Regions from separate parts of the Mus musculus genome. Here all the other regions are linked to region 1. Evidence: chromatin loops called from intact Hi-C (ENCODE). Cell type or tissue: left cerebral cortex. All regions are shown on one strand.

What was found. A loop is a pair of places that touch in the nucleus more often than their neighbours do. Peaks named below come from ENCODE experiments on the same cell type or tissue, not always from the same donor. Only the 100,000 strongest peaks of a DNase experiment are listed, where the experiment ranks them.
Region 2: it touches region 1 in a loop (5-fold over the local background); 4 of 42 quality-filtered maps call a loop at or near these places.
Region 3: it touches region 1 in a loop (3.0-fold over the local background); 5 of 42 quality-filtered maps call a loop at or near these places.
Region 4: a loop joins it to region 1, with 5 times the contacts of the local background. A loop is called at or near these places in 2 of 42 quality-filtered maps.

Annotation. Positions count from the first base shown.
Region 1 is chr11:69,677,961-69,685,960 of GRCm38, reverse strand. It overlaps Senp3 (SUMO/sentrin specific peptidase 3), which reads left to right and starts at 3,991. Exons shown (of 11, transcript NM_030702.4): 1 at 3,991-4,298; 2 at 5,111-5,818; 3 at 6,900-7,139; 4 at 7,228-7,339; 5 at 7,677-7,824; 6 at 7,941-7,988. The coding sequence starts at 5,122. It overlaps Tnfsfm13 (tumor necrosis factor (ligand) superfamily, membrane-bound member 13), which reads left to right. Exons shown (of 13, transcript NM_001159503.2): 8 at 831-932; 9 at 1,223-1,301; 10 at 1,429-1,476; 11 at 1,628-1,743; 12 at 1,969-2,107; 13 at 2,617-3,384. The coding sequence ends at 2,726. Tnfsf13 (tumor necrosis factor (ligand) superfamily, member 13) reads left to right here and starts at 407. Exons shown (of 6, transcript NM_023517.2): 1 at 407-932; 2 at 1,223-1,301; 3 at 1,429-1,476; 4 at 1,625-1,743; 5 at 1,969-2,107; 6 at 2,617-3,384. The coding sequence starts at 702. The coding sequence ends at 2,726. It overlaps Tnfsf13os (tumor necrosis factor (ligand) superfamily, member 13, opposite strand), which reads right to left and starts at 3,929. Exons shown (of 3, transcript NR_166809.1): 1 at 3,814-3,929; 2 at 1,288-1,557. In left cerebral cortex, a CTCF peak has its summit at 3,013 (motif pointing left); DNase peaks (open chromatin) are centred at 138, 3,005, 3,931 and 4,478; H3K4me3 peaks cover 2,281 bases; H3K27ac peaks cover 3,067 bases.
Region 2 is chr11:69,897,133-69,905,132 of GRCm38, reverse strand. It overlaps 2810408A11Rik (RIKEN cDNA 2810408A11 gene), which reads left to right and starts at 4,219. Exons shown (of 9, transcript NM_001382461.1): 1 at 4,219-4,830; 2 at 5,323-5,427; 3 at 5,545-5,616; 4 at 5,846-5,934; 5 at 6,041-6,286; 6 at 6,723-6,881; 7 at 6,983-7,030; 8 at 7,379-7,522; 9 at 7,641-7,775. The coding sequence starts at 4,382. The coding sequence ends at 7,699. It overlaps Neurl4 (neuralized E3 ubiquitin protein ligase 4), which reads right to left and starts at 3,317. Exons shown (of 29, transcript NM_001013414.3): 1 at 2,948-3,317; 2 at 1,681-2,125; 3 at 1,414-1,479; 4 at 970-1,268; 5 at 689-800; 6 at 511-599. The coding sequence starts at 3,235. In left cerebral cortex, no CTCF peak of the experiment used is centred here; DNase peaks (open chromatin) are centred at 3,449 and 4,058; H3K4me3 peaks cover 2,629 bases; H3K27ac peaks cover 1,967 bases.
Region 3 is chr11:69,918,069-69,926,068 of GRCm38, reverse strand. It overlaps Eif5a (eukaryotic translation initiation factor 5A), which reads left to right and starts at 4,683. Exons shown (of 6, transcript NM_181582.4): 1 at 4,683-4,906; 2 at 6,733-6,918. The coding sequence starts at 6,754. In left cerebral cortex, CTCF peaks have their summits at 3,421, 4,286 and 5,196; DNase peaks (open chromatin) are centred at 4,421, 4,596 and 6,135; H3K4me3 peaks cover 2,964 bases; H3K27ac peaks cover 2,961 bases.
Region 4 is chr11:69,829,626-69,837,625 of GRCm38, reverse strand. Nlgn2 (neuroligin 2) reads left to right here. Exons shown (of 8, transcript NM_001364137.1): 1 at 1-578; 2 at 2,949-3,644; 3 at 7,013-7,063. The coding sequence starts at 3,188. Among named protein-coding and RNA genes, the nearest start is that of Nlgn2, 4.2 kb to the left of the region's middle. In left cerebral cortex, no CTCF peak of the experiment used is centred here; DNase peaks (open chromatin) are centred at 1,405, 2,043, 3,561, 3,793 and 3 more places; H3K4me3 peaks cover 3,804 bases; H3K27ac peaks cover 2,217 bases.

The DNA of each region.
Region 1 (8,000 bases):
GAGAGCTGCACCGACTGAGGGGCTTGCCGCTTTTGTCTTTTCTCTTTGTCCAGAGAACCTTATGTAAGAACTCTTCTTGGGAAACAGGAAGTCCAGCTTGCCAAGTTCAGCACAGGGAGTAGTGCAGGCCTGGTTCCAACACACCCGGCCCAGCCTTAACCCCAGCACCCTGCCAGTTTCTTGTCCCTGGTTCTCCTCCCTGCTGGCCCCTAAACCCCTTTTTTTCATCTCCAGTCACCCCTAACAAACCTCCTCAAAGATCTCATTCATGCCTGAGTCAGAGTCTACCACACTCACCTTCTAAACCCCACGCTGCCCAGCTTATACCCATTCCCTGCTCCTGGCACCATGCCCCATAACCAACCGACCTGCCCTCCTCCAACTTAGGGGCCGCCCCTGGGCTCCTGAAGGCTGGCCGCTCCTTCTGGGTGTCACGGCTGCCCTGTCCTTCCTAGATAATGGCACCAAATTCTCCTGAGGCTAGGGGGGAAGGAGTGTCAGAGTGTCACTAGCTCGACCCTGGGGACAAGGGGGACTAATAGTACCCTAGCTTGATTTCTTCCTATTCTCAAGTTCCTTTTTATTTCTCCCTTGCGTAACCCGCTCTTCCCTTCTGTGCCTTTGCCTGTATTCCCACCCTCCCTGCTACCTCTTGGCCACCTCACTTCTGAGACCACAGCTGTTGGCAGGGTCCCTAGCTCATGCCAGCCTCATCTCCAGGCCACATGGGGGGCTCAGTCAGAGAGCCAGCCCTTTCGGTTGCTCTTTGGTTGAGTTGGGGGGCAGTTCTGGGGGCTGTGACTTGTGCTGTCGCACTACTGATCCAACAGACAGAGCTGCAAAGCCTAAGGCGGGAGGTGAGCCGGCTGCAGCGGAGTGGAGGGCCTTCCCAGAAGCAGGGAGAGCGCCCATGGCAGAGCCTCTGGGAGCAGGTGAGTCAGGGGAGATGGGAATCTAGGGCTGAAGGATGAATGGCAGAGGGGTCTCAGAGCCTCTCAATCTGCAAAATTGCAAGTAAGTGCTGGAGGTGGATCTAGATTTGGAAGTCAAGGGAACAGCCATTTAAGGAAAATAAACACCCTGAAAGGCAGTCAGTGCCCAGATCAGGGGCCTATGACAGATACATACATTTCAGTTATTCCTGGTGTTGAGGAGGGCTGGGAAGAAGGTTGTCTGAGACCCTTAACATCTTAGTCAAACTCTGGCCCTCTTTCATGAGCAGAGTCCTGATGTCCTGGAAGCCTGGAAGGATGGGGCGAAATCTCGGAGAAGGAGAGCAGTACTCACCCAGAAGCACAAGAGTGAGTGAGCCCTGGGGTTTCGGTGCGGTTGGCGGTGACCCAGGAGCACGAGGGATGCGGAGCAGGGCTGAGGTGAGGGTGGACTCCAGGGCAGGTCAACACTGCTGTTTCCTCCTTCTTTCCTTAGAGAAGCACTCAGTCCTGCATCTTGTTCCAGTTAACATTACCTCCAAGGGTAAGCACTATTTTAAATAACGGCACTGTGGGAGGGGCACCAACCAGGAACTGTGGGGCTGGGGCCAAGAGAACCCTAGAACTGAAAAGGGAGAGAGCTCATGTACTGAGGGTAAGGAAATGCTGACCTGCACACTCCTCACCTCTAGCAGACTCTGACGTGACAGAGGTGATGTGGCAACCAGTACTTAGGCGTGGGAGAGGCCTGGAGGCCCAGGGAGACATTGTACGAGTCTGGGACACTGGAATTTATCTGCTCTATAGTCAGGTAATCCCAGATAAGCCCTGAGCCTGCCGTGTGGACATGGAGACTGGCTTGTCACTCTTCTTTCTATGTACCCTGTCTGTAAGGAGGGTTTTCCTGATCCCTCTGCTCATACTAAACTTAGAAAACCCCCTCCTTATTGCCTGGCTCCACTGCCAGTGCTCCTGAGGCCTCCAGGGACTGAATGGTGCCATCCCGGTTTTCTTCAGCGTCTCCCTTCTCTGACAGGTCCTGTTTCATGATGTGACTTTCACAATGGGTCAGGTGGTATCTCGGGAAGGACAAGGGAGAAGAGAAACTCTATTCCGATGTATCAGAAGTATGCCTTCTGATCCTGACCGTGCCTACAATAGCTGCTACAGTGCAGGTGAGAACTGTGGGCTCCGTGGAGTGTTGATATGAGGTAGCAGAGCTGACTTGGAGTGGGGAGTTAGACCAGAGAGTTGGGAACGGGGGTGGAGAGGCAAATCTGAAGACTCAAGAACAAGATGCCAAAGTCCTTGCAGGGAGAAAAGGCACCCGCCTATGAACAACTAGGTTCGTGCCTATAATCCCACATATGAAGCCCATGTGATAGGTTAGCCTAAAGTTCAAGGTCAGCCTAGGCTACAGAGTGAGACTGCCTTCAAAATTCAACAAAGCCAGTGAGACCGCTCACTTAGGAAAGTAACTTGCTCCATCCCTTACATCTCACCTCCTGGGTTTGATTCCGAGAACCCACAGAGCAAAAGGAAGGAACCAACTCTCAAGCTGTCTTCTGATCTCCACACATGCACATGTTCCCCAACAAAAAACTGAAAACATAAAATCAAAATGGAGGAGGGGCTGGAGCAGGCAGAACGAAGCGTCTGAAATGTTTTTTTCCCCCACCCTCAGGTGTCTTTCATTTACATCAAGGGGATATTATCACTGTCAAAATTCCACGGGCAAACGCAAAACTTAGCCTTTCTCCGCATGGAACATTCCTGGGGTTTGTGAAACTATGATTGTTATAAAGGGGGTGGGGATTTCCCATTCCAAAAACTGGCTAGACAAAGGACAAGGAACGGTCAAGAACAGCTCTCCATGGCTTTGCCTTGACTGTTGTTCCTCCCTTTGCCTTTCCCGCTCCCACTATCTGGGCTTTGACTCCATGGATATTAAAAAAGTAGAATATTTTGTGTTTATCTCCCACACAGCCCCAAATTCTTTTGTTGTGTGTGCGAAGGGGGTTTTGCGCACTGTGCCAAGCCTTGTCCACTGGAATGCATCCAGAACAGCAGCACCATCTAGCGGCAGGTTGAGGAAAGACTATGGTCTCTGCTAGGGAAAACCTTATCCAACTCTTCAAGTACCCTCTGCTTCAATTAACAAGAAGCCCGGCTTTCAGTATTTCACCTATTGCGTCCAAATTCTTGTTACTATCTAGAAAAAGATATATGTTAGGTGCCTCGATATGCATGCCATTCATCCTCCCCATTCTCCTATACACTTCCGAGCTGGGCACTGAGCTTTACGCCTTAAATCACAGTACTCGGGAGGCAGATCTCGATGAGTTCGAGGCCAACTTGGTCTAAATAGTGAGTTCCAGGCCACCCAGGGGTTACAATGGTGAGACCCTGTCTCAAACAAACTAACAAACAAATAAACGAAAGGCTCTCCACGATCAGACTGGTATCCGGGAAGTTTGTATGTACTGGACGCCCTGGCACACCGGTCGTGTCTCACTATTTAATCACGCCCTGCTTAAAGTTTTTGTTTTTTTTTCTTTTTTCGTTTTTTGAGACAGGGTTTCTCTGTGTAGCCTTGGCTGTCCTGGAACTCACTCTGTAGACCAGGCTGGCCTCGAACTCAGAAATCCGCCTGCCTCTGCCTCCCAAGTGCTGGGACTAAAGGCGTGCGCCACCACGCCCAGCTGTTTTTTGTTTGTTTGTTTGTTTTTAAAAACAAAGCCCTCAAAACCCAATGTTCGGCCTCCGTTTTCCTAAGCGCCTAGCTTTGGTCCAATCCTTGCGGGGCCCCTGACATTCTGGCCATGCACTGGGAAGCCCACTAGATCACCCAAAGCTCAGGCCACGGAAGAGCAGGGAGTACCGTGTGGCTGCGACGTAGAGCGTGAGGCTAGGCGCGACACGCAGGCGTAAAAGAGCGAGCCGTGGGACTGCCACACGCGGCAAGCCAGGCGACTGTGCGCAGGCTCGGCTCCGCGTAGAGCTCGAGGGCGGGACCGTCCGGTGGCCTAGACGCGCTGAGGTAGGCGGGACTGAGCACGAGCCGGCGCTGCTCGCCGGGTGTGACGCACTAATTGCGCGCCGCCATCGGCGGTGGGCCTGGGGCTCGCGGGAGGGGAAGGAGGAGGAGGGGTGGCGGCGGTGCTGGAGGTGGAGGTGGAGGTGGAGGCTAGAGCCGCGCTAGAGGCGGCCGCAGTGGGGCGGCACGAGCATTGGCTTCGTGAATTGAGACGGCTCCGCCTGAGGATAGCAGGAGTGGCGGGGTCGCCGCCGTCCGAAAGATGAGCCGGAAAGCCTAAGTCGGAGACAGCCGCCTTGGGGCCCGTGTGCCCGGCTTCCCCGCTCCTGGTGAGGACGCCCCTTCCCCTCCCCCCGCCCTTGTGGCCTCTTCCATTTCTGGTCTTCGCTCGCACCTAACTGGGCCCAGGAAGCCCTTTAAAGGACTTAAGACTGTTGTGTGCCGAGTCGCCCGAGCTTTCAAACTATACTGGGGCCGGGAAGCGATCAGGTCTCCTGGGAGAAGACTGGAGAGGGGCCGGTCTGCCTGGCCCCCACGGCTCCGTTCTGTCCCATCTCCTTAATTCGGTCGCTAAGCACCGATTCGGTTCGCTTGCAGTTTTCTTCAACGTTTCCTCTCATCACTCCATTTCCTGAGCCATTGCCCTCGCACCACCCTCCCCCATACCTGAGACGTGTGTGTTCCCCCCCTACCCCCATATCATTCCAGGGCGAAAGGGAACTTCCCACAGGGGACCAAAGTTTTCCTGGTGAAAGTTGTCTTCCCAGGTACCTGTGTCTGGGTTCCTGTGCTGAGCCATCTCTCTTAGCAAAACAGCCTTCAGACTTGTCCCAAGGACATCCATAGTAGCATTAAAGCTGAGCCTGGAAATACTGGGTTTCACCCAAAGAGCTTAAAAATAAAATATCTAAGGCCTACCAGTCAGTCATTTTCTTTTGTCTTCTCTACCTGGACAAGGGACGAAATGATGGCAGAGTCAGTTCCTTCTGGACGAGGTTGGCTGGGAAGAGCTGAAGTTATGAGTTTTTAGATTTGTCTTTAGCTGTATCTGAGATTAGAGGGACAATGCTGAAGAACAGTTCCGATCTTGGAGAAAGGAGTAGGGTGTCCTCAGTTGGATAATCAAACTTTTGTTTTACAGGGTACTGAAAGATGAAAGAGACTATACAGGGGACCGGGTCTTGGGGGCCTGAGCCTCCGGGACCCGGCACCACTTACTCAAATCCCAGGCGAGAGCGTCTTCGTTGGCCCCTACCCCCTAAGCCCCGGCTCAAGTCCGGTGGTGGTTTTGGGCCAGATCCTGGGTCTGGGACCACAGTGCCAACTAGACGCCTCCCTGCCCCCCGGCCATCTTTTGATGCCTCAGCTAGTGAAGAAGAGGAAGAGGAAGAGGAGGAAGATGAGGAGGAAGTAGCAGCTTGGAGGCTACCCCCTAGGTGGGGCCAACTGGGGGCCTCCCAGCGCTCTCGAGCTCTCCGACCCTCTCATAGAAAAACCTGCTCACAGCGCCGGCGCCGAGCCATGAGAGCCTTCCAGATGCTGCTCTACTCAAAAAGCACCTCGCTGACATTCCACTGGAAGCTTTGGGGGCGCCACCGAGGCCGGCGGCGGAACCTCGCGCACCCCAAGAACCATCTCTCACCCCAGGAAGGGGGTGCAACGCCACAGGTGCCATCACCCTGCTGTCGTTTTGACTCCCCCCGGGGGCTACCCCCACCCCGGCTGGGTCTGCTAGGTGCTCTCATGGCAGAGGATGGGATGAGAGGGTCTCCACCAGTGCCCTCTGGGCCCCCCATGGAGGAAGATGGACTAAGGTGGACCCCAAAGTCTCCTCTGGACCCTGACTCGGGTAAGGTGGGAAATGGGAAGGGTGATGAGCCTGGAGCACCAGGAGTTTGTTGCCATGGTGAGCCTAAGAAAAGCAGAGCAAAGCTTCCAGAATATCCGTGAAATGATCTTAAGCCTTAATTTTTATTAATTAATTAATTAATTAATTTAGTTTTTTTTTTGAGACAGGGTTTCTCTGTGTAGTCCTGGCTGTCCTGGAACTCATTCTGTAGACCAGGCTGGCCTCGAACTCAGAAATCCGCCTGCCTCTGCCTCCCAAGTGCTGGGACTAAAGGCGTGCGCCGCCACCACCCGATTTAAGCCTTAATTTTAAAGGCCCGTCTAGGCACACACTAATCCTATGATTTTGGAGGCTAAGATGGAACAATTAATCAAGGCCCCACCTGGGCTGCAAAGAAAGATCCTATCTTGTGGGAGCTGGGGACTCTGATTTTTAGCAGGACTGATACCTGGGACACAGTGTTGGGAACATCTACATAAGTAGATGTCCTATGGTCTTCAGTGCAGATGACAAAGAGCTATCTATGCTCTAGGAAATCATGTTGTCCATTCTAAGGCTTTCTTCCTGCCGGAAAAAGGCCTAGACATGTGGATCTCCATAGGACACTCATGGTTCTTATGGAATATATCATTTGTAGATTTTAACATTTTTATTTAGAATATTTCCTCTTTGAGAACTCAAGCTAAAAACTTACCAACCTTACTACTACTGAGCCTTCCTCACTCACTGTGCACTGTTAGGTGGTAAGCAGATATTGGCAGCAGAGATTTCTGGTCTCCAAATCCTAGGCTTTTGCATTCTTCCTCTTTTTTGAAGATGACCTACTACTTTTTCTTCTTCTTCTTCTTTTTTTTTTTTTTTTTAATAAACTCTGGCTGTCCTTACATTAGGCGCGCACATATGTGTGTGTGTGTGTGTGTGTGTGTGTGTGTGTGTGTGTGTGTGTAGGGTGGTGGTGTCTGTATTCCATAAGGTTTCCATTGCTAGACTCTGCTTCAGTCTGTGTTCTGTGGTCTTATCATTTGTATGCATTGGTTCTTTTACACGGCCAGTTTCTCATTCCTATTTCTGTGCTTTATAGGCCTCCTCTCATGTACTCTACCCAATGGTTTTGGGGGACTGTCTGGTCCTGAAGGGGAGCGCAGCCTGGCACCCCCTGATGCCAGCATACTCATCAGTAATGTGTGCAGCATTGGAGACCACGTGGCTCAGGAACTTTTTCAGAGCTCTGACTTGGGCATTGCAGAAGAGGCAGATCGGACTGGGGAGAAAGCTGGCCAGCATAGCCCCCTTCGGGAGGAACATGTGACCTGTGTGCAGAGTGAGTCTTCAGAAGACTTAGTCCCCTTCTGGCCAGCTTTTCCGATAGAGTCTAAAGGCCCCCGCTTACTCTCTCCTACCTCCATTAGGTATCTTAGATGAATTCCTTCAAACTTATGGCAGCCTCATCCCTCTCAGCACTGATGAAGTTGTAGAGAAGTTGGAGGACATTTTCCAGCAGGAGTTCTCTACACCCTCAAGGTGAGCACTGAGGGAGGGCTGAGACCTACCTTAGGTAGAGGAGAGAATGTGGTGGATTTGAGGAAGTAAGAGCTAGAGCTGCAGCTGAGGAAGCTGCAGACAAAGTGTCAAGCCCTGTAAGACAACTGGGGGGATCTTTATGTAGGACACTAAGAGACATTGAAAAGCTTGTCCATGAGCATTCTCGTGTCTCTTTGTGGGGAGTGGGAGACCATCGAAACAACCTGTGAAAAAGAAAAGTTGTTTTACATAGTTATTCTAGACAGTAGTAGTGGGTATTTCTGGCTGCTCCAGCCACATTAGCTCTTGTATAATTACAAAAATTTGGCCTATGCAGGAAGAGTCTGGTACTACAGCTGATCCAGTCTTATCAGCGGATGCCAGGCAACGCTATGGTAAGGGGCTTCCGGGTATCCTATAAGCGACACGTGCTCACCATGGATGACTTGGGTACCTTATATGGACAGAACTGGCTCAATGACCAGGTAAGAAGAGGAACATAAAAGAGCTTGAAAAGGCCTTTGGAGGGAGAGTGGATGCGTAAGGGAACCCTCCACCCCCATGCTACATCCTCCAGAGCAAATTGCCATTTTTTCCACAGGTGATGAACATGTATGGAGATCTGGTCATGGACACAGTCCCTGAAAAGGTAGGTCCAAGC
Region 2 (8,000 bases), 220 kb before region 1:
CTAGCCCTAAATTAAACTATTTTAAAAACAATCTTGGAGCTGGTGAGATGGCTCAGCGGTTAAGAGTGCCGACTGCTCTTCCAAAGGTCCTGAGTTCAAATCCCAGCAACCACATGGTGGCTCACAACCATCTGTAATGAAATCTGATGCCCTCTTCTGGAGCGTCTGAAGACAGTTACAGTGTACTTACATATAATAAATAAATAAATTAAAACAACAACAACAACAACAACAATCTTTTTTGTTGTTGTTGCTCTAAAATCTCGGCCTACTTAGTGCTATTGGGCTAGAGCTGTAACTCAGTGCTAGAGCACTTGCCACACGTGTCCAAGGTCCTAGGTTCCATTCCTAGCACCAAAGGGAAAAAAGGTGCTACTAATGAGCATACCTTAGCTCCTGCCAGACGGCCTTGCCTCCTCAGAAGAAGCCTCATGCAGAAAGGGACACTGCCTGGTGGCCCAGGTGGCCGGGCTCCCCTGGACTGCCCAGGCTGCTGTGCTCCACACTCACCTGCAGCTCGTCCAGACTGAACTCGCAGTACTCCCGCCGAGTGCCTTTGCCGTTGGTCAGGATCCCACAGCCACTCATCATGATGGTGCCTGGTAAAGATGGACACCTGGTTAGGGAAAGGCTGTCTGGATCTCACCAACTCCAAGCCTGTGTCCCTACCCCTACCCAGAGCTGGTACCTGACTGCAGGTTGGTCATGGTGGCTGGGTACTCCAGGCTATTGGGGTTGTGGGTGGTGACACCAATCTCGATGGAACCAGACCACTTGTCTACAAGCTTGTCGATCCGGATCTGGGGTTGAGTGAGAGTAGACAGGTCCAGGAAATATAACAACAGAAGACAGGCCCTCAAAGCCTTGGTTCTTCACCAGTTGTTGGCATATTGCCGCCAAAGATCAATCCCTACGTTTAGCTCCAAATCTTTGGCAGGAAGCACAGTCAGACTCCAGGATTTTACATACCTCAAACATTTCATTATCCCGAAGTGGGCGGTTGGTCATGACAACTCCATTGTTGAATTCATCCAGGGGCCTCCGGCGCTCTGCTGTCTTATTGTTGTTGCTGAGTTTGATGAGGGTCCCACACTTCTCATGGAAGAGCAGGGCATCGTTGGAAGTGAGGATGGGAGAAGTGGCTGGCCCACTGGATGCCAGTCCGTCCCCTGCTGGTGGGGAGCTCAGGCTCACATTAAGGAGGCCCCCATTGTAGGCAGACAGGATGGCGTTGCTCACCACCTCAGACAGCTCCATACTGGCAAAGTCTGTAGCAGCAAGAAGAAGGAAGTCAAGACAGAGCTCTCTTCCCCACAGCCAGCTTGGGACCCTCTTCTCCCTACCGTCTCTTAGATCCCACCCTGTCCGCCTCAGTACCCACTCCCCTTCCCTGGCCTTCCCCGAAGCCCTCACCATTATGCGAATCAAGGCTGTTAGGAAACGTCTCCGGCCGTGCCTGCGCTGGGGACACCATGAAGGCTAGGGACCAGGTAGGATGGGAGGGGAATAGGGTTCAGCTCATGCTTCAGGGCCCAGTCAGGAGACCATCTCTTCTAACCCCTCTATTCCCCTGTAATGGCTCTGGGCTCAATGGTCCCTTCCCTCCCCCAGCTGACTTGTGACTGCTTTCGCCCCATTTCTTCAGCCAAAACTCATGTTTCCCCGAAGCTGTGTTCTCACCTTCATCCACAGAGGTCCCCTGTTCCAACAGGGCTGAATCTTCTGGAGGGGCCAAGGGCTCAAGGGGAGGTGTGGGGACAGGAGTGGGAGGGCTGAAGCCTGGCTCGGAGGGCAGCACAGTGATCTGGGTGCACTTGCCATAAAGGTCCACAACAGCCCAGACACGAGCAGGCAGGCCTGTGGCTGCCACACCACAATCCCGCCCGTTTACCCAGAGCCGGAGCTCCCCAGTGGCTGTGCGTTCCACACCCACACGGTCCCCTTCGACAAGCTGGTCCAGGTCCTGGCCATATTCCTCCAACACAGAGCGCCCGTCCCGCAGCACTGAGCAGCCTGACACTACCCAGGAGCCTCCCTTCAGCCCGGTGGCACTGCTCGGGAAGTCCAACACACTGGGATCCAGTGCTGTCACTCCAATCTCAATGGAGCCACTCCAGGAGTTGACCTATGAGAGGGTGGTGGACAGAGTTTCTGTATGAAATCCCATCACCAGAGGCCACATTCCAGAGCACCGTGTGCCTCTCACCCTGTCCTCTGAGGCCACTGACATAGACACACAAATAATTTTTGGAACTAGCCTCCATAACTACCAGGACCCACTGGCTCTCAGCATCTGTGTCTGCTGACACGTGTTTTAGCACATCACCCCCTCTACCCACTGAACAAGCTGGTTAAAGGCCCTGGTTTTAACCCGATCTCCTCTTACTTCCCAGTCTCTGTAGCTCCTCAGCCACTCCAATCCCATGCTTCTTAGGTCCACAATGCTCGCTCTCCTACATCACTCTCATTCCCAACCCCAATACTCTAGTAGGGCAAAGCTCCACCCAAATTCATTCTCTTCTCTTTCCAAATTCGTTTTGGAGTCAAGCAAGTCACATACACTCCCTTTTTCGCATGTCTCCTCATCTATCTTTCTGGTTTGGGACGTTTGTCAACAGTTTGCGCTTTTTATTATTTCTCTACTCTTCCATCTCGGGCACCTGTCAGTCTTCCATCCCTAAGAGATTGTGCTAGACGTGTTCACTAGCCATTCTAACCACCGGACCCTGGCTCCCTGTCCTGCGGGAAACGAATGCTCCTTCAGAATGAATGTGTCTGCTCCGTGTCCTTCTCCTTTCTCTTCCCCGGTGCACTACAGTGTGCCGGCTCGCTATCGGTACCTGGAGGCTCGGTTGGAGATGCAGACCTTCTGGCAGTCCTACCGCTTCTCCCTCCCGTCCCCTCCCACTCCCCTCCACACCTCGTTTCAGCTGCCCCGGCTTTGCACCTTGCGGTCGATGCGGACGGTGAAGACGCGTCCATCGCGCAAGGGTTCTCGGCTCAGCACCAGCCCGTGGTTAAACTCTTGGCCCGGCTGCTGCCGCCGCGCCGTGCGCCCGCAGGCCGACAGGCTGACCAAGCGCCCGGTGCGCGGGTGCAGCTCCCCGCCACCGCCGAGACCCCCGCCGGACCCCAGGCCTGGTCCGCTGCTGCCAGGGCCCCCACCCCCGCCGGGCCCCGGTCCTGGCCCGGGGCCCGCCCCAGAGCCCCCACTCCCACCCGACCCCGCCGCCATCGCCGCTGATACCGCGGCCGCGCGACAGCCGCGCTTGGCGGCACCGTGGCAACCGCGGCGGCCAGACGCCCTGGGGGAATACGGCCGGGGGGCTGGGGCCTGGTGTGCTTTACGGCACTGAAGCGTCCGCAGCTAAGGAACCGAGGTCTCTCACGAGGGGAACGGAAGGACGACGGGGTCGGGGGACTGCTTTACGGCCCAGCGGGACGACAGAGGCTACGAGAGCCGGGAAGATTTGGGCTGCTTTTGCGACAGTGGATGGCAGAATCGCCCGCCGCAGGCGTCTTTGCGACGAAGGCGTGCTGGCGCCCAGATACACTTTGCGACGTCGCCCGGCGCCTTGGACCCAACCCTTGTTAGGGAAAAGCGACATATTAGAGCATTCGCCTTAACGCAAGGGCTGGTGGCTTCCCCTAACACCGCACGCTTTAAGGCGATGGAAGTAAACGCTATCTTCGGGACAGAGAAAAAGTAGTTTTATAAATCCAAGTCTCAGCCCTTCACAGTGCCGAGGCCGGAAATGTCGCAATCCGATCACGCATCACACCTCTCCTTGACCCAGTCTCGCACCTCACCCCGCTCCGGCCCCACAGACTTTGCATCACACCTCTCCTACCCGCACACATTTCAAGGCCAACTTGAGCTCTGTGCCAATGAAACTCTTAAATCTTAAAAGTTACTAATAAAAATCCTAGCGGTGTCCCGTTGGGTAATCTCAAGGGACAGAGCGGACACCTCTGAGAGGTTACCTGAGAGCTATTAACAGAACCCAGCCCTACTCAGGCTCTCCCTGGTGTTGCGGGGCTGTGACATCACAAGGCTCCTCACCGCTGGCCAGGCCCCTTGACTGTGATTGGTTGATTCGGAGAAGGGCGGTGATGGAGAAGGGCGGGAACAAATTACAGAGACAAAGAAAGTCTTGGGGTGTAACAATAAGGGAAGGGTGTGCGGAGGAACTCCCAGGCTGAAGTCTGATAGTCGACCTTTCACCTGCCTCAGCGCCAGGGAGAAGAGGCAGAGGAGGTCCGGTCTGACCCGGAGCCCCCAGCGCCCACCGCCCGCCGCGATGGGGGCAGGGCCAACGGGCAGGGCTATGTGCAGCTAGAAGGGTAGGCAGTGGAATTGAAGTGGTTACCAAGTTGAGCTATGGAGAAGCCGGAGTCTCTCGCACCTGTTAGTGGCCTCAGTGCAGAATCCCCTGGGGGGGTTTCTAGGGCAGTACCTGGCAGTGCCAGAGGTATGCAAACAGACACCGGATTACCCCCCGGAGTAGCCTTGCTTCGCGGTCCTGGCTCCCTCTTGCATTCCGGGAACCCTGTAGTCCGCAGTCCTGGTCCAATTCAGCCCTCTGAAGGGGCAGTGACCCTCAATTCAGGACCCGCTCCGCAACTTCAGGAGGTTGCAAGCCTTGGGTCCAGCACATCCCCTGGCACTGGAACTGGTGCAACTAAGGCGTCCACCCCCGGGCCGGAGGAGGCTAAAGTGTACAGCTCGGAGAGTAGTACACACTCCGGGACATCTTTCACGGAGCGGCCTCGGAGCATCCTAAAAAACAGCAGCTCCATTTTGATAAAGAAACCCCCCGGTTCGGAGAAGTAAGCAACTCAGCTGGTTTTTTTTTTTTTTTTGTTTTTTTGTTTTTTTTTTTTTTAATGGTTTTAGAGCTTTATTGTAGAAAGGCAGGGGGAAAGAGCGAGGGAAGGAGGGCTAGAGAGTAAGAAAGGTGAGAGCTTAAATAGCAGCAACTCAGCTTTTAGCCAGCAGCCCTGAGACGGGAGGGAGGGAGGAGTTCAGGACACCTTGAGCTGAAGCCAAGAAAAAAACAGAGTCCCAAGGCCCTGGTTAGGGAGAGGTGGTGAGGTCAAATAGGTTGGAAATCTGAAGTTCCATGACTTGGAGAGGGCAGCAGGTGTCACAGGAATCCTGGCCACACAGCACTGATTATCACTGGGTATCTGGCTCCCATCCTAGCCTCTACGAGGGAATATAAGAAGAATTTTTTGAATGCCGGGAAGAATGAAGGAGACCTCTCTGTTAGGAGAGGGTCGCCAGAAGAGCTTCCTCCTTTGCTCCTTCCCTCACCTTAGGAAGTCTCAGCGCTGGGATGAAATGAACATCTTGGCTACCTACCACCCTGCTGACAAAGACTATGGCTTTATGAAGGCGGATGAGCCCAGAACCCCCTACCACAGGTGCTAAGCCCTAGCTTTTGAGCCTAAACTGTATTCTAACATGTGGCTATGAGGAAGAGGCAGAGAAGCCTCGGGGCACAAACACTGCCTCCTCCTCCTCCTCCTCCTCCTCTGCAGGCTGCAGGACACCGATGAGGACCCATCTGCAGAATCTTCTCTCAAGGTGACTCCTCAGTCAGTGGCAGAGAGGTGAGAGCCCTCTCAGAGATTAGTTGAGCTGTGCCCTCTGCCCTCATACCTTTGAAGGCAGTCTCAGATAGCTTTGTTCCTCAAACCCTAAAATGGTAGGTACTACCTACCTCCTCAGGCCTAACCAAAGCTGATCTAGGCAATCAGCAGCTTGGTCCCCACCCAACACCTACCCCCACCATCATTTTTTTTCCCTTCTGTACCCCCAACTAGTCTCCCTCCCCTTCAGGTTTGCCACAATGGACAATTTCCTCCCCAAGGTCCTCCAGTACGGAGACAACAAAAACTCAAAGGACACAGACAACTTTGCCAAGACATGTATGTGAGACGTGGGGTGGGTCTCGATGGACAGGGGAGCTTGGGTGGGGGGCAGCCCTTCTGTGAAGACCTTGGGGGAAAGCTAAGCTTTCACGCTGGCCCACAGACTCCAGTGATTTTGACAAGCACCGAAAGATACACTACAGTGAAGGGAAGTTCCTAAAGTCCCCAAAAAACCTGCCCACTGAGGAAGAGAGCATTGGGGCTAGTGCCAGCATCAGCAGCAGTAATCAAGCTGTGGCGACAGACCTGAAGCCTAGGCCTGTGGAGAAAGGCTGGGCAGGAAGACTGGCCACAGGAGTCAAAAATGACACTGTCCTGATGACTGATAGCCATGTCTTAAGCACCAACGGTTAGTGACAGGGGCCTCCTGGGGCTGCAGAGTGGAGACAAGAGACTCTTCCAGAGCCCAGATCTCCTTGAAATTTACATGTTTTCAAATCTGTTCTCTTTGGCTCTCTGCTCCTCACATCTCTGCTGTATTCTGATTTATTCAGAGAGCATTGGCCTACAGTCTTGCTCGTCTGACAGAGAGGCAGTGACTGGAGGGGACGCTAGGGAAGGAATGGGAACAACTGGAGCTGAGTCTCCACTGGGGGGGGGGGGGCCTCCAGAGACAAACTGAACAGAGAGATTAAGAGAACCCTTGGGGGATGGGGGTTCACTGAAGGCTTTTTAACATGGGGGAGGGGTGTTAGATGAGAACTTAAACTCTAATCCGGTAGTGGCCTGACTCAAAGGCAGAGCAGGTGGCCACAGGCTCAAGATTGTCTGGGGTACTTTTTCAGATTCTGCTACCTATAGAAACCAGTTCCCATCAGCCTCAGACTCTTCCATGGGGCAGCTGGCTAATCTACAGCGCAAGGAATACTACAGCAAAGGAAGGTATCTGAGGTCCGGCTCCCGCCCAGAGCTCGGAGAGGATATAGAAGATGAAGAACAGGATAGTGAGAGACTGGGGAGGATGGCCTGGGGAGGATGGCCCGGGGAGGACAGCCTGGGGGGTGGGGTGGGAGGACGGAACAAACTGTCCTCCTGTTACTTCCAGGTCCTTCAGGTTTGACCTGGGTTACTGAGAATCCGAAAGGCACTCCAGGTACTGTTGGAAGCGTCTTTGGGTATGACAAAACCATTTAGCGCTTTCTGAGCATAACCCTAACTCTAGTGCAACCTGGCAAGGGCACCATCTCTCTAGGCCTGGCTCTTAACAAGCTCCCATCTCCCACCCTCCCAATCCCTTTTAAGTCAGTGCATCAGCCACAGGCAGTAAAAGAGGTCTTAAACATCCTGGCGTTGATTGACTACATTATAGAGACCAGGTCCGAGTGATGCTCAGAGGGGTTGAGATCCCCTCCAGCCTAGCATCAGCCAAGGGCTCCATGCCTCCTCCTTGACTCCCCTCTGCCACCCCACCCCTCTCTAGTTAGTACTATGTCCTTCACAGTCAATGGGTCACAGGTGACGCCCAACTGTTGGGCTAAGGGGCCAAGGTGCCGAAGTCCAGGGAGCTCAGAAAAGGAACATGGAAGTAACCAGAACCCTCCAAGCTGGAATGGGCGCAGACGTGAGCCTGGGCCAAGGCAAGGGGGTAACTTGCACTGCCCAGGGAGGCAGAGGGGTTAAGTGGGTAGGTTCTAGAGATTTGTGGGTCACATGGACAAGAGCGTACCCCTGCTGCAAGAAAGCCTAACCTTTTCTTTCTCTAGATGAAAGCTTGCGGCTCCAGTGGACTCAGAAAAAAGAACGTAGACCTTGGAAAATGTAGTCAACGAGGAGTGGGGTGAGGGTTGCCTTCCCTGTCTCCACTCTAATGGACAATAAAGAGAACATCAGGAATCTGAGTGCTGGGAGCTGCGTGTCCAGACTGGGCCTGCTCTGGGAGCCCAGGAGAGCGGGAGGGATGTCCAGACACAATAACCCGGGAAGGCAAAGCAAGAGGAGGAACAGAGCAACCCAAGGAACTGTGCTCCTGGGAGCAAGCACTTAGGGGCTAAAGTAGCAAGGTCACAAAATCAAGCACAGTCTGTTCTACGAAGTGAGAGCCTGCTTCAGAACACAAAACAAAA
Region 3 (8,000 bases), 240 kb before region 1:
CAGCCTGGTCTGGACTCCCTTTGTAGCTGAGGACAATCATGAGCTCCTAAGCCCTTTTGGATTATAGCTGTGCACTCCAGTGCCGGCTACAATAAACAATGTTAGCCATTTTGACACATTAGTCAAACACAGTCCTGTGGGATATATATATATATAACATATATAGGGTTTTTTTCTTTTTGTTTCATTCATTCATTCATTAATTCACTTTCTCTTCCTTTCTTGAAACAGGTTCTCACTATGTAGCTCCGGCTGTTCTATGTAGAGCAAGCTGGCTTTGAACCCCCCACCCCCCAGACAGGGTTTCTCTGTATAGCCCTGGCTGTCCTGAACTCACTCTGTAGACCAGGCTGGCCTCAAGCTCAGAAATCTGCCTGCCTCTGCCTCCCGAGTGCTGGGATTAAAGGCTGCAAACTGGCTTTGAATTCACAGGGATCCACCTGCCTCTTCCTCCCAGTGCAGAGATTACAGACAGGCACCACCATGCCTAGCTCCATTAAAATATCTGAGCATCTTTTTTCTTTCTATTTTTTATTTGGGAGATTATGATATATTAACAACATTTCTCTCTTTCGGGTCCTCCCTCCAAACTCTTGCATGTAACCACACACTCCACTGCCCCCTCCCCAGGCCCCCTGAGCATCTTTTTTCTAGGTTCCCTCTTTCCAGAGGCAACTATCCCTGGCTCCACCGTGATAGCTTACCCACAGCATCACTTTTGGCAGAACTTACATTTGTAAGTAACTATTTTCTAGAATGAAGCATACTAAGAATCCAAACCAAAAGTGTGCTGAGGAGCATCATGGGAACTCAATTACAGCTTACGTTCATGGACCTGGATGCTAATGCAGTTTCTTTCTTTCTTTCTTTCTTTCTTTCTTTCTTTCTTTCTTTCTTTCTTTCTTTCTTTCTTTCTTTCTCCTTCTCTCTCTTTCCTTCCTTCCTTTCATTCTTTCTTTTCTTCCTTCCTTCCTTTCTTACTTTATCTGCATTTATTTTCTGCTGAATTTATTCCTGTCATGAGTTTTTGTTTCTTCAGTTTCTTCTGGGATATCTTTTTCTTTCTTTTTGTTTGTTTGTTTGTTTGTTTTCAAGACAGGGTTTCTCTGCGTAGCCCTGGCTGTTCTGGGACTCACCTTGTAGACCAGGCTGGTCTCAAACGCAGAAATCCGCCTGCCTCTGTCTCCGGAGTGCTGGGATTAAAGGCGTGTGCCACCACTGACCAGCTCTTTTAGTAATTCTTTTTTGCCTGAGTTTTACTATAGAGTTAACCCTGACTAACCTAGAGCTGTTAATACAGACCAGGCTGACCTTGAATTCACAGAGATCTGTCTAACTCTAACTCCTTGTGTCCAGAGTCCGGAGTGTAGGAGTTAAAGGTGTGTGCCACCACACCAGCTTTGTTGTTTGTTTTTTAACATTTATTTTTTAGCCAGATATTAGTGGTATAACAGTCTTAGCACTTAAAGGCAGAGGCAGGCAGATCTCTGTGAGTTCAAGGCCAGCCTAGTCTACAGATTGAGTTCTAGAACAGCCAAGGCTACAGAGAGAAACCCTGTCTCAGAAAACCAAAAATGAAAACATATTTTAAAAAACTAAGTGAGCTGAAGGAGTAAAGCACGCGCCACACAGGGTGATGACCCGGCTTCGAGTCTCCAGAGCCCACAGGGAACCGGTGAGTTGAATACAAGTGCTCCTACTTGAGATGGGAGGTGTAGACAGAAGAACCCAGAATCTTGGGGGGCTAGCTAGCAGGCCATATGTATCAGTATACAACAAAGTGGCCCAGTTTCAAATGGGGTGGAAGACAGAGACTCTAAGCTGAAATTGTCTTCTGAGCTCCACACGTGGTGCATGAATGTGCACACTCACACACATACCAGTACACACACATCACACACACAAAGATTTAAAAAAAAAAAATCAGGTCTAGAGAGATGGTTCAGTACTTAAAGAGTACTTGCTGCTCTTCCAGAGGACTGAGTTTAAGTTCCTAATATCCATGTCAGATAGCTTGTGGTTATCTTTAACTTCAGCTCTGGGGCCTCTGGCCTCTGAAGGTTTGAGTTCTAGGACAGCCAAGGCTACAGAGAGAAACCTTGTCTCAGAAAACCAAAAATAAAATAAAATGAAAACATAATTTAAAAAACTATGTGCGCTGAAGGAGTAAAGCACGCGCCACGCAGGGTGATGACCTGGGTTCATTTTCACACCTATACACACCAGCACTCAGACACAAGGTTAAGGCCAGCATAGAATACACAGTACCCTTTCTTGAAAGAAAGAGAGAGGAGACCCCAGTGTGTTGGTGAATAACTTCAATCTCAGTACTTGGAGGCAGATGCAGGAGAATTCCTGTGAGTTTGAAGCCAGCCTGGTCTATATGAGTTCCAGGACAGCCAGAGCTCTATAGTGAGCTCATGTCTTATCCCTCCGACCTCAGGGGTTCTTTCTTTTCATTACCAAATCTATTTTCATTATGCTAAACAAACAAACAAACAAACAAACAAACAGGTAAGGGACGTAGGCACAGCTTGATCCTTGCTGAACACTCACTGGCCCTAGATTCAACTGCCTGGTACCATCAAATAAACGAGCAAGTACAGGCCAAAGCTGTGCTTTAGTACCTGAAGAGGTGTGTGACTGATAAGTCTAGGATTTTTTTTTTATAATCTGCCAAAAGATTCATCCCACTTTCCCCCTCCCTTATGGTCCATTCCCTAAATCCTTTGCATTAGGCAACCACTAATATATTTTTTGTGTATCGTGTTTGTGACATTTACAGTTCTACTAATTGTCTCTGAATAGCCCTAGCCCCAAGCTTTGCACCATTTGGCTTTTACAGTTGTCACATGTGTCCAGAAGTTCATATCTTTTTCAGTACTGGGACAGAATTTTAAAATAGGGTTTTACTATGTAGCACAGGCTGGCAATCTTCCTGTTTAGCCAGGAGATAGGATTACTGGCATGTATTACCACACCCAGAGAATGACCATAAACTTCCCATCCTCCTTCCTCTGCCTCTGGGTCCTTAGGTGCTGCAATTACAGGGAGGGAGGGTGGCAGGCCCTGTGCCTGGCTAGGATTGGATTATGTAGGCTACCATAGCCTTGAACTACTGATCTGCTGATCTCAGCTTTCTCAGTGCTGGCATTCCACAGAAAACGACAGAAAATTCAGGAAAAGTGACTGAAAGATATAGGGTGGATAGTTCTACTGTGCTACACAAACACGTAATAATTCCAATTAAGTGCTTGCAAGCGTTCCAGTAAGTTGGAGATTAAGATATCATTTAATATCCTTACTTAGTGGTAAAGAAATTAAAAGTACAGTAATTTGAAGTGATTTCTCAAAACTATAGGTGGCAGTGCATGCCTTACATCCCAACACGAGAGGCAGAGGCAGGTGGATCTTAAGGCCAGTCTGGTCGACTGAGTGAGTTCCAGGACAGCCAGAGCTACACAGAGAAACCCTGTCTTGAAAAACAACAACAAAACCACCACTACCACCAAAAAGGTTTAGATTCCTAGACCAGATTTTTTTGTTTTGCTTTTGAGTCAAGAATTCACACTGTACAGACCAGACTGGCCTTGAACCCACCTGGCTCTTACAGGATTAAGGGAGTGCTCCACCACGCCTGCATTATCTAAGGAGTAGGAATCCTGATCGCTCATCTTTAGATAACGTCAAAGTAATTTAATATTGCACTGTTTTGTTTTTTTCTATTCTCCTGCTCCAGTTTCTCAAACTCAGAGATTACAGGCATCATAAATTTCAAGACCAACTTTATGTGCTGGCTTTATAACAAGTCTCAGCCTCCTAGCGATCTGGCAATAAAGTCTGTGTCGCCTGGTCCAGAGCCACTCTTCTCATAGGGAGTTTGATTTTGGAAGAAACATTAGACATTTCCTTTTAGAAACCTCAAGCCGACCTGGGAAAACAATCGGAAACGCTATGTAGTTCTCTTTATTTAGGATTTAGAAAGGAAAAGCTTCTATGCGAACCTTAGGAATCAACACTAACCAGGGTTTAGACAAGATGGTGGCTTGTATCGGATAGCTCTGGATACTGAAACTATAGCGCACAAGTTGTGTAAAGTACCGAAGCCGGGATGGTTGTAATCCGACCACACTAGCGTGAGAGCAGAGTCTCCCACGGAAAGCAGTCTCTTGAGCACGTGCAGAGCTGGGACAGCGATTCGGAGAAGAGCCACACACCTAACTAGAAAGGTTCTCAGAAACGTGTTTGTGAGTTGTTCAATTCCAGTTAAAGCCGAGGTGTGGCGCCTGCTCAGACGCATGCGTTCTTGACGCCGCAAGCAGCACAGTGGCGTGGTCTTTTCAACACCCCGCGTAGGGACGACGTCTGAGGTGGAAGGGGCGTTTAGGATTCCTAACACGCATGCGTTGAGACCCAGGCGTTTCCTTCGGAGGGTGTGGAGTGCAGGGTTCTGTATTGCGCAGCCGCAAGGGTTGCCCGGTAGAGCGAGCTGTCGCTCAAGGGGAGGGAAGAAGAGGTTGAAGGGATTTAAAAAAAAAAAAAAAAAACCCGGTGCGCCTGCGCATTGCCGACTGGTTGGAAGCACTACGGACTGGAAAGGGGCGGGGTCACGTGTGTGCGTCATCCGATGGGTAGGTGGGAGAGAGGGTGGAGATCGGGGAGGGTCCATGCGCTTGCGCAGTGCGGGGGTGGAAGGTGGTGGAGCTACCTAGCACGCTTGCGCGGCTGTCATAGGGCTGCTTGGTTGGTCAGTGGGGAGTCGGCGCCTGCGTACTAAGACCCGTGTGCAGCAGCGGCGGCGGCGCTAGAGGCGGCGGCGGCGGCGGCGGCAGCACAGTAGCGGGTTCGGAGGCAGCAGTTGGGCTCGCGGCGAGCGGACCAGGTCAAGTCAGTGCGTTCGCGCGAGGTGAGAGCGGGCAGGGCGCGCCTGCGCGTAACCTCGGTTTGAGCTACGAACGAGAGACGGAACTACGCGGGGGTCGGGGAGGGGGGCAGAAGGGAGCGGCGGCTGTCGCCGCACGGGTTCGGTGAGGGAGCGGCGCGAGGTGCGGAGAGGCGGGTGCAGGGCCCGGTTGGCGCGAGGGGTGACGGTTGGGGCCGGCCGGGTGACGTTGGAGCGACGCAGGGCGGGGGACGGCGAGCCGCGAGGCCGCCACGCGGGAGAGGCCGCCAGGCGGCCACGCCGGGGCGAGGGCCCGGGGCCAGATCGGCCCAGACAGGGCAAAGGCTCCTGTGCGGTTGAGGACCGGCGCTGCGCGGCCACGTGAGGTGGGGGAGGGGGCTGTTAGGTGAGGGCATGTGGAGGGGGTTGGCGGCCGGCGGGGGGAGGGGAGGCGGCATGGTCCTGGCCTGGCGCAGCTTTGGGGCAGGGGCAGCCGTAGCACCGGAAGTGTTCCCCATTGGAGGCTGCCCTCGGGGTCCGAGGCCATGCGGCCGAACGTTGACCGGGGCCGCATGGCTGCACGGGGACCCCTCCCCCCTGGCCCGGGCCACCGGAAGCCCCGGGCGACCACATGGTGGGCGCGAGCCGGCAACCCTCAGCGCAAGGAGCTCTGGTCTTTTTTGGGTTTCTCCGGAGCCTTGGATTTTGGCGTGCGGGAGAGACCCTACCCTTGGGTCTCACTCATCCCGCAGGGCCCGTTGCAGGCATATGTTAGTGTTCCCCAGCCTCATGGGCCTCTGGAGCTCATCCCTCAGTCTTCATATGAAGTGAGACGTCCAGCCAGATGTAAGTGGTACTGCTTTGCTGGGGAAACCGGGAAAAGTGGGGAAACTGAGGGCGATTGGACTGATGCCCAACTCTTTCTCGGCCCATGCCGACAGCGCCTGAAAGTAGTGAGCTTCTAGTTCCCCTGCGGTGATCTTCGATCTTCACCATGCCAGTGCCTTCCCTGTCGTGTTTTGTTTGGGAGTTACTGTGTTTTAAAGTCCTTTACTCTGCCAGCCTAGTACGATTTCTATTACTACTACGAATCTTTTGCTTTCATTTTATTGTCATTCACCACCCCTCACTTTCTACTGACTGTACAGGCTGGGCCTGAAAAGCCGACAGGACTGGTGCATCCTGGGAAAAGTGGGAGGGCCATCGACAAAAGGCTGAGTTCCCTTCGGGAACTGAGATCGAAATGTTTGGCAGTGGGATCCTTTAGGAAACTACTTTCTCTCCCTTGACTGCATCTGCAAGTGCACGTTGGAGGCGGGAATCCCCCAAAGAGGCCTTGTGGTTTCCTGTACCAATGACTGGCTTGTGTGTGGACAGGGTGGGGGGGTGGTGTAACAACTGGGTGGGGCCTTGTCCTCCGTCTCCACCCCTCCATTAGCCCCGCCCTTCAGCTGGCTCATTGCTGCTCACCTAATTATAGTCCTGGCAGAGTGTGGGGAAGAGGGGGTGGTTGGTTTCAGTGGCGAGTAACACCTGAGTCCTACTCGCTCCCGGGAAGTAGCCCTTTCCTCATCTCTGGGATTTGGCATCCCAACTCCCAGGAGGCTTCCTTTCCCTAGCCACAACTTTAGATGTCATTGTGGGGGCCCAGGGGATCCCCAGCTGTTTTACCCCCAATACTCAAGCTCTTCAATATGTTTGACTCCAGTTTCAAAGCAGGAAATGCAACTTTATTTAGGTGGGTAATGAATGAAGGGGAAGTGGATCAGTGTTTTAGGGAGGAATGGGATAGATCAGCGATCTCATTTAACCTCCATCGTTACTGACCCTAGTTCTCTTCTTGGCTTTAGTTGGAATCGAAGCCTCTTAAAATGGCAGATGATTTGGACTTCGAGACAGGAGATGCAGGGGCCTCAGCCACCTTCCCAATGCAGTGCTCAGCATTACGTAAGAATGGTTTTGTGGTGCTCAAAGGCCGGCCATGTAAGATCGTCGAGATGTCTACTTCGAAGACTGGCAAGCATGGCCATGCCAAGGTTAGAATCACCTCTCAACATCTTGCCTTCCCTGCAGCTCCCACACCCCTAGGACTCTGGGCAGTGAACTGTTGGCTCTAGTCTTGACCCCTTTTGCTGTTTTCCTTTTGTTCAGCACCCAGTTTTTTGCTCCAATTTAAAACTAAACTGTTCCCAGTTTCTTCTGTAGGGTACCTGTCATGCTATGTTTTTTTCCTCCCTCTTTGTGCTAGTTTTCTTTTGGTTTGTATATTCAGTTTCTTATTCTTGACCTTGGGCTCCTTGTCCAGGATTTCTCCAGTCAAGGACCCCTCCTCCCAAGGCAGCATTCTTGGGGTGCTCCAGTCTGCATTCTCTAATCACTGCTGCTGCTCCTTCAAATTCTGGCTTCCCCTTTGGGGTTGTGATAAATCTCAATGTCCTCTACCTTCTGCTGACTGTCCACTGTTCTTTGGTTTACTTAAGACGGCATTCTTTCTCTTAGCTTAGACTTTCTGACTAGTTGAAATTTTTGTGTTATATTTCCTATCCTTTGTTGACATTAAATATAAGGCGTGCTCCTCTTCTGTTTTCCTTGCATACTGACTGCACAGTCCCTCTGCTCTTCTCCTGGGTTATCGTCTTCAGATCTTTTACATTCCTTTGCTTCATTTTCTCAGCCTATTCCACTTGTCCACGTTTGTCCAAGAAACTTTTCCCCAGATACTTCCCCAATAAAATAAAACGGTCTCATGTACTCCAGGGTACCGTCAAACTTGAACTTCCTTCCACCTCTACCTCTCTAGTGCTGGGATTACAGGCATGTGTCACCATGATTGGCTTATGTGTTAGGCATCGGACCCAACGCCCTGTGCTGCTGGGCAAGTGTTGTGAGCAGTTGGGTGATATCCTCAGGTCTTGCCAGTCAGTTTTTGAGACTTGATGTAAATGAGTTCCCTGAGACTGACTTCCCTCACTTGCTAACCTTCAGATGTGATCTTTTAAGACCTTGAAGACTTTAGTATATCTTTCTCACTTGGTTCATTTATAATTCCTTAATCTTTACCCATAACATGGCACGCTCACCTCTCAGGCAGTAAGTGACACAGACATTTGTCTCATAC
Region 4 (8,000 bases), 150 kb before region 1:
GGAGCCGCACCGACCTCTGCCTCGAGGCTCGGGACTCGGCCCCCGCCCTCTTCTGACTCCCCGGATCTCCCTCCCGCCCGCCCTCGGGATCGACTAGATCCCTCCCCCTCCCCGAGGATTCCGGCTGGATCCCTGCCCCTGCACCGCGGATTCTGCGCTCCGGGGCTCCGGGCCCCTAGGGATTGCCGTGGACTCCTCCTCCAGCACCCGATCCCTTAGGATCTGTCGCCTGAACCGCCTCCTGGTCCCTCGAAGCCATCCCAGAGAACCAGTGGATCTCCAATCTAGTCCTGTCCCATTGCTCCCTCCTGGCTCAGCCTTTCCCACTGCGGGGTTCCCTGTTCTTGAGCTCTCTCTGACCCTATACCCTAGCTTTCCTTTTCCTGGGGATCGACTGGATTCCGGCCCCGCCCCCCGGGGCTGGGGCGATCCCCCTCCCCCGCCGGGTGAGGCGCTGCAGGCGGGGGCTGGGCCTGCGGGGCCGCGGGGGCTCAGAGGCCGCCGCCCCCCTTCTGAAACCCGTCCGCCCCCCGCTCGGAGCCCTGGATGGAGGCACCACGGCCCCAGGGCTGATCCAGGTAGGAGCTAAGCCATGCTGGGTGGAGGGGGCTGCGCGGCGGTCCATTGGGGTCTTCCTCTTCCCATATTCCTCCCTGCGCCTGGTTTCCCTCAGCCTGCTCTGTCTGCGTGTCTCCGCCTAAGGATGCTCTCGCCGTGTCTCTGCGTCTTGGTCTCTTTGTCTCTGCCTCTCTCCAGTCCATGAATGATCCTTTGAATGGGCCCACAGACCCCGTGTGTTCCCATCTCCCCCTCCCCCTCCTTCTCCCCTTCCCGGCCAAGCCATTTTCCCCACTGCAGGAAGGGGGGGGGGCTGCGGCCTGAGCCCCCGTCCCTCAACTCTCCCCGGTTGGGGGAGTCGGGCCTGGGCTGGAATGGAAGAGCAAGGCAGAGGGATCGGGAGGAGGGGGGAGCAAGATGTGGCAGACAGAGATGAAGAGAGAAAATGGGGGAGAGAGTAATAGAAAAAAGGAGAGAGAGAGAGAGCACTTGAGGGAGAAAATCAGAGAAGGTATTTGGAGGAGAGAGCGATGAGAAACACCAAGGAGACAGAAATGAGAAAAGACTGAGGGGTGAGAGACTGAAGGCAAGAGCTGGAGCAAGCCAGTTAAGGCCAAGGAAAGATGCTCCAAGGGACCCTGTTCGGAGGAGAAAGATGGGGGGGGGGGGGCTCTAGTGGGAGGGGAAGAGAGAAAAGCTAGTTAGAGGAGAGGAGGCAAGGGGCCCAAAGTACCTTAAGGGAAAGGGGTGACTGAGGCAGGACATGATGGGAGAAGAGGGAAGAGATAGCAAGGCCCAGCCTGGCATAGGAAAAAGAGATTGGGGGGGGGTCAACTACAACCCCCCCTTCAGCTGATGGGAGAACAGGAGCCTAAAAGGACCTGAAAAGGGGAGGGCATGACTGGGTGTGAGTGGTGAGGACTCCTGTGTCCTCATCTCTGGAATAAATTGACACCTGCAGAGAGCCACCCGCGGGCTGGCGCCTGGCTCTGAAAAGCCCAGCGTCAGCAAACAGTCCTGAAGGGGGGGGTGCCAAGGGGGGGCTTACTGAAATGACCTGGGTGTCTGCCCTGCCTACCTTTTTACTGGTCCTGTTCCTGCTGCCTGGGTACCAGGGCAGCAGTAATACTGGGGACTGGCAAGGGGGAGGGGGACTGGGAAGGGGAGGGGGTGCTCCTGGGGTGAGAAGATATCTGAGGTTTGCCTCAGGACATAGGTCAAAATGCTGTGCAAAGAAGACCTCAGCCAGGGTCCAAGGCTCTTCCAGATTAGGTGGGGGGGTGTCAGTAAGCTTATTTGAGAAGCCAACCTCAGTACTGCTTCTCTTATCCCCCCTCCCCATCTGCCAAAGACCTGGTCAGTAGGGTTAGGCTCTGATGGGGCTAAGCAGGATGGGGGGAGGGGCATGTCTCTTAGGATTCTCTGTTCGCCTAGACTACCCTCCCCTCATATATACATATTTCTTCCTCTCTGATAAGATTGGGTGAAACTAGCGTTCTGACTCTTGTCCCTGTCCTCCCTCTCACGGCCCGAAGGGACTCAGCAACCAAGCAAGCCCCTTCCCCTCTTCCTCTAGACCACCCCCCTCCAGGGTTAAAGCTGCAGCCCGTTGCCGAGGTAACATTGCGGGGCAGCATCCTGTCGCCCAGCAACCGGCTGCAGGATCATGCATCTGTCCCTGGATTTGCCCCTTCAGCATCCCCTACTCACTCTAACCCCTGGCTATAGACACCCCAACTTCTAAGGGAAGACATGGAAGGGCCTGGGGAGAAAAGGACCCCAAGTGCACAGATCTTTAGGGAATGGTACACTGATGGGGACAGAAGGTACTGGGGTTTGTACAGTCCTGAGAAGGCCCAGAGGCTGGCCTGGGGTGGGGGTTCAGCGCCATGAAATTACAGCTCAGGAGTAATTAACACGTATAAACAAACCCGCCACTTCCTGCTAATTAATGACTTGGTATTTTTATTTTCTCTTCCTTGTCTATCTCATTCTCTCAGGGAAGTGGGGACTGGGACTCCTGAGTCCCTAGGGAGAGCCTGCCTGGGAGGGATAGAGGCAGGAAAGAGGCACCCTGAGTCTAGGATTCCCCCCCCTCGACCCTGCCCTGGACATTTTACCACATCTGACGCCACCCCCAACTTGTGTCTCTGCGGAGGGAAGAGGGCAGCTGGGGGAAGGGGATGTCAGGGGGCCTGCGGGTGGGAGAAAGGGGGTAACTCGATCTGAAATTCAAGCCACTAACCACTTGTCTCTTGTTTCCCCATCCTTTCCGTCCTCCCCATCCAATTTCCCTTCCCTTCTTCCACTTCTCTGTATTTTTCTGTCTGTTTGTCTGTCTGTATCTTGCACACCCTGTCCGGGTCCCCGTTCTCCCCTTCACCCGGCAGGTCGGGCCTCCCAGCACCTTCTTCTACCTTCTTCCCCTTCCCCACCCCCTACCCCCTCCATGGAGAGAAATAGACTCCTCTTCTGTCCCTTCTAACCCAGGTCCCTTCCCGTCCCCCTCCTCCTTCCTTTCCCCCGCCCCCTCCTCCCTCCTGGGGCGAGGGGGGCCTCCCTCCCTCTCCCCCCCTTCTCTCTCTCCGAGGGGGGGGTCAGGGGAGGGAGGGGGGGTCCCCCAATCAGCATGTGGCTCCTGGCGTTGTGTCTGGTGGGGCTGGCTGGGGCTCAACGGGGAGGAGGGGGTCCCGGCGGCGGCGCCCCGGGCGGCCCAGGCCTGGGCCTCGGCAGCCTCGGGGAGGAGCGCTTCCCCGTGGTGAACACAGCCTACGGGCGAGTGCGCGGTGTGCGGCGCGAGCTCAACAACGAGATCCTGGGCCCGGTCGTGCAGTTCTTGGGCGTGCCCTACGCCACGCCGCCCTTGGGCGCCCGCCGCTTCCAGCCGCCTGAGGCACCTGCCTCGTGGCCCGGCGTGCGCAACGCCACCACCCTGCCGCCCGCCTGCCCGCAGAACCTGCACGGGGCCCTGCCGGCCATCATGCTGCCTGTGTGGTTCACCGACAACTTGGAGGCGGCCGCCACCTACGTGCAGAACCAGAGCGAGGACTGCCTGTACCTCAACCTCTACGTGCCCACTGAGGACGGTAAGGGCACAGGCACAAGGCCGGGCACCCTGTAGACACAGCCCACAAACGCACACGCAGACCCTCAAGCACAGGACCGACTTCTGCCCCTAAGCTGGGCCTTGATGGGTAGTAAGGGGCAGTATGTCCCTGCAAGCCTCTGGATCCTCCGAGGTAAGGGTGCCTGCTTATCAGGCAGGCCTAGGAGCATCCCGTAAGCATCTCGCAGCAGAAACTCTGTGCTCTAGAAGGAAGGGTAGCTGGCATTAGGCCAGGCTCACCCAGCCTCCCCTGGAAAAGGCACGCAGTCAGACACTTAATCTCAATGTTGGTGGCTGGAGATGATGGAATCCTCCAAGACTTGTTCCAGCCTTGCCTCTCCACCTCCTGCCTTTCTCTCCCACATAACTACCTCCAGATTTCGGTTTCATCCATACCACTCAGAGTCCCCGTCCTCGGGCCAACCTGCCCTGACTTCTATCATATGGCACCTGTCAGTCCCTTACCTGAGTTGAGTCAGTGGTATTCAGTGACTTCTTGTGGGAGATTTCTGTCTCCTATACCAACATCCCTCCACATCCCTGAAGGGTCAGGGGAGCTTCTTAGCAAAGGTCCCATCAGAACATCCTGCTTGAGTTTGAGATGCTGTTTTTGTGAATGAACTCCTGTTTGCTGTAGGACAGCTCTGTACCCCAGCGCTTACTGCCAGTAGCTTTCCCCTCACCAACCTTCTGCACACCAAGATTAATCAGAATGTTTTCCAGACACACACACACACACACACACGAAAACCAGCACCACAAACAGCTTCCACATCGCCCTTTTGACATATAATCTCGCCACTCCAAAACATCCCAGAATGTCCACAGAACTGACTGTCTGCTGCATGCTTCCTCCAGCTAGTTTCTGGTAACTTTACATGCAGGCCTGGTAACCAGGAGCCCCGAATGAATCCTGTACCTCCTCATTGTGTACTCAAGTTCTACAGTAACTGAGACTCAGAGGCTTAAAATGACCATTTGTCCAGCTGGCCATGTGTTCCGGTATCTTACAAGTTATAGCTCTCAACCCCTTCACAGAGTACACATGCCCAATATTTCCCTGACATGGTATTCCCATTGCCCACATGGGTCCCAACCTTCCCTTAATCCTGGATGTCAATCCTGTATCCCTGGATGCTCTGGTAACCTCCGCGAGTGCAGTTTTTATATCCACATAACCTTGAGATCACCCTCCTGAAAGGTCCAATACGAACACCTTTACCTTGCACCAAGATTGCTCTTATGCCAATCACAGGATGACTGGTATACCTTAAACCTGCCCATGTCCATGCTAATACTTCCCATATGGACCACCTTCTGTCCCGTAGTCCAGCCCTGCATTCTAGATGACTGCCCCTCCCCAGGTAAAATCGTGACTTCTAACAGCTTAGCCACAAGGTTCTGCTGCCCTCTCCCTCTCCCAGCGTCCTCTTCCACCTCCCTTCCTTTACCACTTCTGCACCTTATCTCCCTGAAGTGTTCGCTCATCCTCTCATCTCACCACTGCTACCCACTGATTCTCCATCACCGTGTATGTATGTGTGTATGTGTATGTGTGTGTGTGTGTGTATACACGTATGTACGCGCGTGCACATGCACACGTGATTTTGAGACCGGGTCTTATTCTGTAGCCTAGGTTGGTCTAGAACTCACAAGGAAGCTCAGGTCCCTCTGTGAACTTTTGATAATCCTCCTGCCCTAACCTCCTGAGAGCTGGGTTTATGAGCCACCATGATCAATAGCACCCACACTTTCACATAAGCTATCTACCCCATGTCTTACTCATGGGGACGTTCTCATCATGCCTATGCGAACCATCTATCACTTGTCACCGCTGGACTGTCCACTCCATCTGCACACAGATCGTTCCCTCCCTCCCTCCCTCCCTCCCTCCCTTCCTCCCTCCCTCCACTCTACGCCTTCCCACACCTATATTTTTAACCGTTGCATATTGCAGACCTGATTGGGGCCTGACACATTCAGGTGATCTCACTAAATCTTCACACCAGCTCTAGGAGGAAGTGTTTCACACACACACGCGCACACACACACACACACACACACACACACACACACACACACACACTTCACAGTCTCACGGTCATGAATACTCTGCTGCCTTCATCCTAATCCATATCCTCTCACAAAATAGAGGCCCTGGTCCCAAGTTCACCAAGTGGATCATCATTGATAGTGCTAGTCTGAGCTTTGTTGACCCCACCCTTTCTTGAGTTCTGGGGAGAACCAGTTAGCCTGGGGAACTCCCTGAGACTCTTCAGCCTCAGTTCTCCCCTGACTAACCCCCAAATCCAAAAGAAGTCTAACACCAGTCTCTGGGTTCTGCTGGGACTTTTGCTGATCTTAGCCTTACTTGCTCTCCCAGCACGACATCTACTTTATGTATTAGACTGGCTTAAGGCACTGTTTCCTAATGTTAGCAGAATGAATGCCCCAAGAGGGGAGGAGGGCTCTTTTGCAGTGGACCTAGGGTGGGGCTGGTGATTCTAAGGGAAAATCACAATTTGGTGGGGAGGAGAAGAGGCCTGGGCAGGGGCTGAGGTGGGCGGGAGTGTGGAGGGATAAGCTGGAGTGGAGGGCAAGACCTGATGACCCTTTTCCCTGCTTTGCCCATATTGGGGAAGTGGGATGAGAAGCCAGGCCTGTGAGTGTGGATGGAAGAGAAGTGCTGGGGGTGAGGCTGGATAGGGGCCAGGGGCAGCCTAGCTGACCTACCCATAGCCCTTCTGTTGGCAGCAGGGGCTTCTGGAATCAATGAGCAATGGGGTGGTCTGTCTGAAAACCATCCTGCCTTCTGACCTCCAGACCAGTTCAGAGGGAAGTAGAGTCCTTTCTGCACAGCCTCCTCTTACAGCCTCAAGTGGACAGCCCATAGCATGCGGCTGGCCCTGAAAGGAGTCTGCCTGAAAGGTGGCCCGGGTGGCAAGCCAGCCTTGGTGTCCCTAGGCCCCCCCTACCCCCATTCCCCTAACACTATTTCATTTCCAGCAAGTAGCAAACACACCAAAAAGCCAACAAGCCCTTTCCAATTAAGTCACTGTGTCTCAAGACAGCCTCCGCCCCCTCAGGCACCCCACCCCTCAAACCCACCTTTTCTTTGGGGCATGACTTTTTCTGGGGAGGGGAAAAATTGGGTTATAGAAACGTTTTTCTCTTTTCTTGGTTTCTTTTTCTTGCAAACAGATTTTGCTTTTTTTGGCTTATTTTTTCTGCCTCTCCCCCCTCCCCTTTTCTGCTTTCTCTCCTCCCCTCCCCATCTACCGCCTCCCCTGACCCCATCTTTCCCCACAAAATTGTCCTTTTTTCTCTGTTTTGTGTTCCCGGTCTTAGGTCCGCTCACAAAAAAACGTGACGAGGCGACGCTCAATCCGCCAGACACAGGTAGATTTAAAAATCCCGCTGCTGCATGTGGTTGCTCTGAGGAGGACTCTGATGGCCCTGCCCCTAACTCAATGTCCCCACAGCTCTCAAGGCCCCCCAGTCGTTCTCCCAACTAAAAATGCAAAAGAAAAAAGAAAAGAAAAAATTTTAATAATTGGAAAAAAGAATTATGAAAACGTCAAACTAAATTTGAACAATGTTGGACCCGCTAGTTGACCTGAGAGAAAGGCTAGCCATGGTGAAATAAGGTGAAAAGAGAAAAAGGAATTGGATTGCCAGAAAAAAAAATTTTTTTTTTTTTGGATAAAATGCTGAGTTTGAAAGAAATCTGGACTGTTTTGCAACATGTGAAATGTACCATTTGACCGGAAAAAAAAAAGTTTTAATCTGAAGCAAAATAATATTTGAAAAAATTTGACAAATTAATGACATTAATCAAAACATTAGAAACCTGCTATGATTTCTAACTAAAGCCTGTCAGATTTAAAAAAAAAAAGTGAACATCTGAAATGAATCAAATAATTCGAAAATTTTTAAAAACAGGGCCCAATATCTTGAAGTTTCACCACAAAATTTTGAAATAATGCAAAGAATTTTTTTCTTGTTTTCTTTTTTTCCCAGATGGAGCTTTTTTTTGTTTTTTCTTTTCTTGTTGAATCTGCCCCAAGATCTTCTTGCTTTTTGGTTGTCGTTTTTTTCTTTCTTTCTTCTTTCTTGATCCTGGTTTTTGTTGTTGGTTTTGAATTCTTGTTGCCCCGCCCCTCTTCCTGCTCCTTCCCTTTCTAATATCCTCCCCCCCCAAACAGGGAGAGGTCTGGGGGAGGGCGGGAGAGAAGGAGGACATTTAGGGTAGGCCCCTGGAAGGAAGGAAGCAAGCAAGCAAGCAAGCAAGCAAGCAAGCAAGCAAGCAAGCGCACTGTGAGGTTAAGGCTGGGAG